Linked DNA regions of Mus musculus: region 2 is linked to region 1. A link is a loop called in an ENCODE intact Hi-C map of the cell type or tissue named here. Cell type or tissue: heart. All regions are shown on one strand.

What was found. A loop is a pair of places that touch in the nucleus more often than their neighbours do. Peaks named below come from ENCODE experiments on the same cell type or tissue, not always from the same donor. Only the 100,000 strongest peaks of a DNase experiment are listed, where the experiment ranks them.
Region 2: a loop joins it to region 1, with 2.7 times the contacts of the local background. A loop is called at or near these places in 2 of 42 quality-filtered maps.

Annotation. Positions count from the first base shown.
Region 1 is chr8:125,441,848-125,445,847 of GRCm38, forward strand. Sipa1l2 (signal-induced proliferation-associated 1 like 2) reads right to left here. Exons shown (of 22, transcript NM_001357372.1): 16 at 2,639-2,863; 17 at 736-889. Among named protein-coding and RNA genes, the nearest start is that of Gm30713, 58 kb to the left of the region's middle. In heart, a CTCF peak has its summit at 1,558; DNase peaks (open chromatin) are centred at 3,004 and 3,624; H3K27ac peaks cover 1,032 bases.
Region 2 is chr8:125,387,143-125,391,142 of GRCm38, forward strand. Gm30713 (a long non-coding RNA gene) reads left to right here. Exons shown (of 5, transcript XR_879356.2): 3 at 207-228; 4 at 669-807; 5 at 1,403-1,700. Among named protein-coding and RNA genes, the nearest start is that of Gm30713, 3.3 kb to the left of the region's middle. In heart, no CTCF peak of the experiment used is centred here; DNase peaks (open chromatin) are centred at 1,529, 2,319 and 3,149; H3K4me3 peaks cover 308 bases; H3K27ac peaks cover 2,698 bases.

The DNA of each region.
Region 1 (4,000 bases):
TTATTTTAAGAAGTGAATTAGGGAGGAGAACTTGGGAGGAGCAAAGCAAAGACGTGAACTCCTCACTGAGAAGGCACCGCTGACTTGAGTGTGAGGAGGCTGTCGCTGAGAGCTGCAGCTCTGTGTGGCAGAATGCAAGGCTTGATAGATGTGGTTGCAACCAATCTCTATCCATTTCTGGAGCAGACAGTCTGCCAGGCCGACCTGGACAGGGCATAGGCTGGAGGTCCTGGGCGAGGTAAGCAGTGTGGCCTCACTGGTTACCTTTGAGGGCCGGCTGTGTCCAGGTACCATGCTAGGCTCCTGTGTGTCACTTCCTGGCAGAGCCCTGACCCTGAAGGACAGTTACTGACCTACTCTTTATCACATCAGCACACAGGGACCCATTTGCATAAGCTAATGTAACAGGTCATAGCCAGAGCCAAGACCCGAGGGGAGCCAGCCTGGCTTTCAGAGCAACTCCAAGAACACAATGGCCCCCCACACCAGCCTCCTCAGCTCATTTGTCTCTGAAGGAATTGCTAGTGGCAAGGGCCAGGGCTGGGCTGCAGCTCTTGCCTAGAATGTGTGAGGCCCTGGGGTTCCACCCTCAGTACTATAAACAAACCAAACCTTGACATCCGAGGCAGCGGTGATGGCCACTCTACACCGGGCTGTTGGTGGACCACAGGAAGGGCTGTGGGGAGCAAATGAGCACCTGGAGTTGCACCAAAGCCTTCGTGGTTACTCACTCACCTTCCGTCTCCCCTCCTCCACTAAGGGGCTGTCCGGCAGCATCAACTTCAGAAAGTCATCTTTGGATAGGACATGCTGAGTTTCTGAAACAGAGTCTCCCACCACTGCCGGGTGCTGAGTGGCTGTGGACATGATGTCCATCTCACCATATATCCTGATGGAATAAACCAGAACACAGGTTCAGAGGAGCTGCAGTCTACCTATAAGCTGTCCCTTGGCAGTCAGATGAAAGTCCAGAAAGCATTTGAAACTGAGGGGATAGCTCAGTTAGTATGAACTCAGATTTTAAAAAAAGCCAGATTGGTGGTCAGCTTGGCACTGGAGAGACAGAGACAAGCAGATCTTTGGGCTCACTGCTCAGCCAGTCTAGACTTAGTAAGCTCCAGGCCAGTGACAGACACTATCTTCAAAATCACAATGGGGAGAGCCCAAGGCACATTAGTTAAGGTTATTCTTCAAGAGTCTGTGCAGGCTCCCATGAGCTGTGTGCGCAATCCTATGAGCTGTGTGTTCACAGGCACACACCGCACACACAGCCCACACCTACACCATGGCACGCTCCTCTAGCAGAGCACAAGTCAGGGTTTCTTGGGCTACTCTGAACAATACCAGACCTTCAGTTTTCCCTCCTTTTTTTTTTCACGAACATAGGATATCTGCCCCCCCACCCCCTACCTGCCAATCAAACCTCAAGAGTTCCACAAAACAAGCAGGCAGTGTTCCTGCTTCTGTGTTCTCTGACTGTGGGGTTGATGGTGCTCTTGGCCTTGAGACACCATGGAGACTACGCCACACCACCACCAGCTGTCACCACGACTCTACTGCAGGCAGCTTTCTGCATACAGAGTCAAAGACAGCAGAGCTTTATACTCTGCTACCAATAAAAGCCAAGGGCTACAGAGATGGCTTAGCAGGTGAAGGTCCTGCCTTCTCCGAGTTCAAGGTGAAGGGCCTGCCTTCTCCAAGTCCAAGCCTGATGAGCTGAGCTCCAGCCCAGGATTCCTATGGTAGAAGGAGGGGATCACTCGACACATGCCACCGCAGCTTCTGCACATCACCACAAGCATTAGCACCACGACTGCCATCACCACCGCCACTGCTGTCACCACCACCACCGTCACCATCAGAATAAAGTGAAGACTTTAAAGACGGAAACATAAATCCCAACATTTAAAGTGTTTAAAGCAGAGGCAAGAATGGAGCTGGCCCCATGGGTGAAATGCTTGCCTTGCACCCATCCCCAGCACACAGTAAACAGCTGAGCATGGTGGTCTGCACTTGTAACCTCAATGTTGGGCAGATGGAGACAGGAGGGTCACTGGGGCCCAAGGGCTGGCAAGTCACACTGGCCTGAGTTCCAGGTCAATGACAGGCCCTGTTCTCAAAGAAGGCAGGCAGCACCTGCAGGGCCTCATCAGAGGGTGTCCTCTGGACTCACATGACTGTACTCTGTGCTGGATGGTTTTATGTCAACTTGACACAAGCTGTAGTCATCTGAGAGAAATGATCCTTGACTGAGGAAATGCCTCCATGAGATCAGGCGTAAGGCATTTTCTTATTAGTGATCAATAGGGCGGGCTCAGCCTATTGTGGGTGGTACCATCCCTGGGCTGGTGGTCCTGGGTTCTGTAAGAAAGTAGGCTGAACAAGCCATGGGAAGCAAGCCAGTAAGCAACCTCTGCATCAGCTCCTGCCTCCAGGTTCCTGCCCCGTGTGGATTCCTGTCCTGACTTCCTTCAGTGATCAACAGTGATGTGGAAGTAGAAGCCAAACTCTTTTACTGTCCAATCTGCTTTTGGTCATGGTGTTTTATCACAGCAACAATAACCCTAACCAGGGGACAGACAGATGGACAGACAGAGATGGTAGGAAGGGTGTACAATGACTATGGTTATAGATTTACCTGGGGCATTCCGTCACTTCAGGTTCCTCGGGTGGTGGGCTACCTTCTGACTTTTTCCAGCCAATGACATATTTGTTTGCTGCTCCTTGTCTGTGGTAAGGCTTTGTCACCGCCCCAGGTGCCTGCTGACCGCCGCCGTGAGTGACAATGTAGACTTTGGAACTGTCCAGAGAGCCGGTGCTTTTGGAGCAGTGAGCTGAAGGGCTTCCTGAGTGCTGCGAGCCACTGTGAAGACAGCCAAAGGTGGCATCATAGCAGATACAGCAGTGACGTGTGGTCCCTGGCCACTGGGCTGGGAAGGCAGGTGACCTCTCTACCACATAGCTTGCTGGACGGGAAGCCTCTGTGTCCAGAGGCTCCCCACGCTCGGGTGTGGCAGGAGCAAGCTGAGAAATACAACTGGGGGAAATGCTACAGCAAAGAGCAGGCAAGCTGTAGGCCACTCAGTGACTCAAATTTCAACTCAGCTGCTCATGCCTCCAGTCTCATAAGTACAAAACCCTAGGCCAAAGAGGTGCTTCAGGCCAGCTCCTCATAGGCTTCTAGTCCCTTAGCCTGTCGTATTAATAGACAGCTGCTGTAGAAATCCCCCCCCCCCAACTCCCTTTCTTTGCCTAATGAAGGGCGTGCACTGAAGGCAAGTGTCCAAGAACACTGAACACTTTCCACTTAGCAGTAACACGAAACTCTTTGCTATACAGATTCCACGAGTCCCTGAGGTACCTTGACTCTTGACACCAGGTCTCTTACAAGTGGCCTGAACTTTGAAAAGATGCTGCAGGGCTACAAGACCCCAAGGTGGCTTTTACAGAATGCCAACTTTTATCCAGTTCCGAGGAGGGTGGGAATCATCCAGGAACTAGAACTCATGTGACTTCTGAATATAATGTTATCTCGCACTGAGCTGCATTGAACAGCACTAGTGAAAAGCAAGCAGCTGGAATGTCTCCTTGGCACACAGCCCCGTCCTCTGTTCCCACTGTCCTGGTCAACAGGAGCTAGCTCCAGGCTCCTGTCCTCTTCCCTGGAAGGGTGGCTGTCTCACCACAGCTTAGCAGCCCACACCCAGCAGAAGTCCTAGTTGTCCTCAGTGGCACCACCTCAGCCATGGTGGTTTACAGCCAAGGACAGTGCAGAAGACACATGGGTGCTGGGTGTGATGTTTGGTTTTGTCAACTTGACTAGATCTGTGATTTCTGAGGTGACAGGTGTGCCTGTCTGAGATATGTTGAAAACCCACCCTAAATGTGGCCAGCAGCATCCCACACACTGGGTCCTGGACTGAATAAAGAGGAGACACTGGGCTGAGCACCAGCGTTCATCTCTGCTTCCTGACTGCAGACACCACGTGACCTTTTCCTT
Region 2 (4,000 bases), 55 kb before region 1:
CCTCCACCCCCACCCCCCATCCCCCCACCCCGTCCCCTGGAAGGGGTTCTGTTGTGCTTTTGCCTTCTTGGCTCCAGTTTGCTCCTCCCTCCCAGCCAGGTGCCTGGGGAGAGAGAAATGAGAAGCCAGTGGGCACTGGTGGGAGCATGGGTTGTTCATTGGGGTGTGCCTGAAACATTCTCCCCTGTACTTTCTCCCACACTCAGGAGACGAGAGCTTAACCTATTGGTACTTCGGGGGTAATGCTGTGCACACTTCAAAAATAGAATCTGGAAGCAGATAAGTGTAGATGGTTGAGAATAGGATTCGATTTTGTGAAAGTTGTCCTTGGACACATGTGTATGTGTGTGAGTGTGTATGAGTGTGAGTGTATGTGTCCGAGTGTGTGTGATTATGTGTGTGCGTGTCTTTGTGTGATAATGTGTATGTGTGTGAATGTGTATGTATGTGTGTGTGTGAGAATGTATATGCGTGTGCATGTATGTGTGTAATATGTGCCTGTATGTGAGTGCTTGAGAATTTGTATGTGTGTTAGTGTGTGCACGTGTGAGTGTCTGTGTGTGTAAGTGTGTATATGAGAGAATGTGGGTGTGTGTATGCATATGGAGGCCAGGGGTTGACAATCCATGTCTTCCTCAATCACTCGTCACCTTATTTCCTTGAGGCAGAGTTTCTCACTGATCATGAACCTTGCTCCTGTCTCCAGTAACACTCTGCAGTGTTACAGTGCCTGGCTGTTTGTGTGAATTTGGACCCTCATGTTTGCGTGGCAAGCGCTTTGCATCTTAAGCCATGTCCCAGCTCCAGGTATAGTCTTGAAGACTACAGCCATATTTACACAGGTCTTCCTCTACACCATCTGCATGCTCTAGTTTGCTTTGCCCATTTGTCTTAGTCAGGGTTTCTATCATGACCAAGAAGCAAGTTGGGGAGGAAAGGGTTTATTCAGCTTACAATTTCACATTGCTGTTCATCACTAAAGGAAGTCAGGACTGGAACTCAAGCAAGTCAGAAAACAAGAGCTGATGCAGAGGCCATGGAGGGATTTTACTTAACTGGCTTGCTTCCCCTGACTTGCTCAGCTTGCTTTCTTATAGAACCCAGGACTACCAGCCCAGGGATAGCACCACCCACAATGGGCTGGGCTCTCCCACCCTTGATCACTGAGAAAATGCCTTACAGCTGGATCTCATGGAGGCATTTCCTCAAGGGAGGCTCCTTTCTCTTCGATAACTCCAGCTTGTGTCAAGTTGACACACAAAACCAGCCAGTGCACCATTGAAGCCCAGCCTCAGGAAAACCCATGGAATATACTAGCAGAGTCTGGTTTATGTACATGTGAAACACATGGCACCGTAGAGCCAGAGCCCAACCTGCCTCTCTGCTACCGTTTCTCCTCTAGCCTCCTGGCTGCCTTCCACTCTTGTCTCCTGTGTCACAGCTGAGTGCATCTATGATTTGAATGATGATCACATGAGCTACCGAGAGGACAGGCACGTGCAACAGGCACGTGCCACCATTTTTCTAAGGATGTTTGAAGACAGGCTGTGGAATGTTGTCTCCCTATTGTGGCAGCCATTACCACCTTCATCAGGGCAGCTGTGACTACTCTCAAGAGACCCTCAAGATTTGACCTGCTGACCTTTTTCTCATTGAAGGAGGGGCCGGGGAGGGTTATTAAACCCTTAGTTGAGATTTCATCCAGTCCCTCCTGTGTTCTTTCCTAGCTGTGTGTCATTCCAGCCTGGCTGCCCGAGGTCTTGGGAGGTGCTGGAGGTTACAGAGTGAGGGAGGGTAACTGAGAATCGGGGAGGGATGCCATCCATGCAGCTATGAGGAAGTCGTTATTCATGCCAGAGAGACTCCTACACTGCTGCGGTTTGGGGCTTACTCGTTCTCCTATAAGTGAGTTCAATAAGCCATGGGTTCACCACGGTGGACTCTGCAGGTATCACTCCTTTGCTCTGTTTCCACACTATCTTGGGGAGACATGTTTGTTTCCTTCAGGAAAATTAATGAAACACGAGGTATCAAGAGTGTGTCTGATCCTCAGAGACAGAGCAGCGTTCCACAGGAAGAGCCCTGTGGGGAATCTTGGAGGACGCTCTGGCCCCTGCCTGGCCTTTCTGCACTTGGTTCAGAATGACTCTGACATTCCTTGTCAAGCTTCTTGTATGTCATCTGCATTGTGACTGACCTCCTCGCTTCAAGTGCGAGTGTGAATGATAGTCCTAACTCAGGCTTCCTGCCAGATATAGAGACTGTCAGCTGAGGCTGTGTTCTGGCACCGACTCTCCACCCCTTTTGGATAAAGCTGGAGGATAAAAAGCTGGCTCTTTATGGACAGTAGCCAGTTGTCCAGACGCACTCAACCATATGACTACAGAAACATTTGAGGTTGTGTTCAAAACAAGGAGAGCTGTCGTGTTGTGGATCTGGGCACATGGTTTAGAGGCAGTGGACCCAATGGGTCTCAGTCACATGACACAAGCTCTCTGGTTATAGACCTGTCTATCCCTGCAACCCATTTTTAAGGGAGGGATGTAATTTCTACCACTGTTATTTCTGCTAGCTTAAGATCTCACAGAGCTGAAGTATATGGCCCCATGTCACTCAGGGGCTGCCTCTCGTTGTGTGTGGCTGATATGTGGCTATCAGTAAGGATGGTGTGGGGGTGTTCTAGGAGGACCAGGGGCTGGTGGAAGACAGAAGATACACATCACACAGCGATTCCTGTTTACTTCCATTTAAAAAAATAGTAGTGTTTGTGTGTATGCATGTGTGCGCGCATGTGTGGTCAGACATATGCCACAGCATGTGTAGAGGTCAGAGGACAACTTGTGAGAGTCAGTTCTCTCCTTCTACCATCTGGGTCTAAGGCGTGAACTCAGGTCATCGGACTTGGTGGCAGGCGGGTGCCTTTTCCTGCCATCTTGCTGGCCCCTGTTTACTTCCTTTTAACAAAATCATCCCTGTTTGAATAGTCCTAATTAATTCTTGCTTTTTTCCACACAGAGTTCAGTAAAAAGGAAACATTCATATAAAAATCCGGATTTTCCTCTTCCTGGGCTCAGCCATCCCAGTACTAATTGCTGGCCAGGAAGGGCCCAAAATAGCAAGGCTGCCAGTCCCTGCCTGGGCCCGGAGCCAGATCCCCAGAGAGAATGCAGGACGAAAGGGAGAGAATACTTGGGAACAGCCAAGCTCCTTCTAACGGCCTCGTCTGCGGAGTCAGGCATTGCCACCTGTCCCCAGTGCTTCTCTTTAATTACTGTGAGGCTGCTCTGTGACTGTCACCAAGGATGCTACCACTGCTGTTCTCAGCATAGTAGGGCCTGATGCAGGCTCAAGAAAGAGAGCCATTCCCAGGTAGATTTAGTCCTTTGTTGGCAAATCCCTATAGCATCCTTCCCCTGGGATACAGTACCAAGGCCTTCTGGCTCCATCTAGGCACACGAGAAGCCTGCATCTTTGGTGTCTGGCAGAAGATGCTGCCTGGGGTGGGGCGGGGAGGGCGGGGGTAGGAAGCAGCACTGGATGGATGGATGACATCAGCTGGAGCCCGTCCCCAGTGAGGATGCTGATGCTAGTTAATAACTAGCAGGACCCCAGTGGATGACACCATCTGCAGCTGAGCTGACGAATTAAGGTCTAAGCAGTGGGGGCTAGAGAGAACATTTTGGAAACAGGGCTGACAGGGATGCACACGTGAAGGGATTTTTTTTTTTAATTGCACTATTCTCAAAGGCATTCTGTTCCAGCCAACTCTGCCTGGCTGTCGGGTTGTGCTTTTGAGGACACAGCAGGGCAGACTGCTGTTGATGAGTCTGGGATTATGGAATCTCATTTCCACCTTAGCCTGAAACAGCAAAGCTGTATGAGTTCAGAAGAGGTTTCATAAACATTTCTGGACCTTGGGGATTTTTGTTTGTTTTATTTGTTTTTGTTTTTAATTATTTACAAAATGAAAGCAGCGGCATGTATCCATCAAGATTTTTGG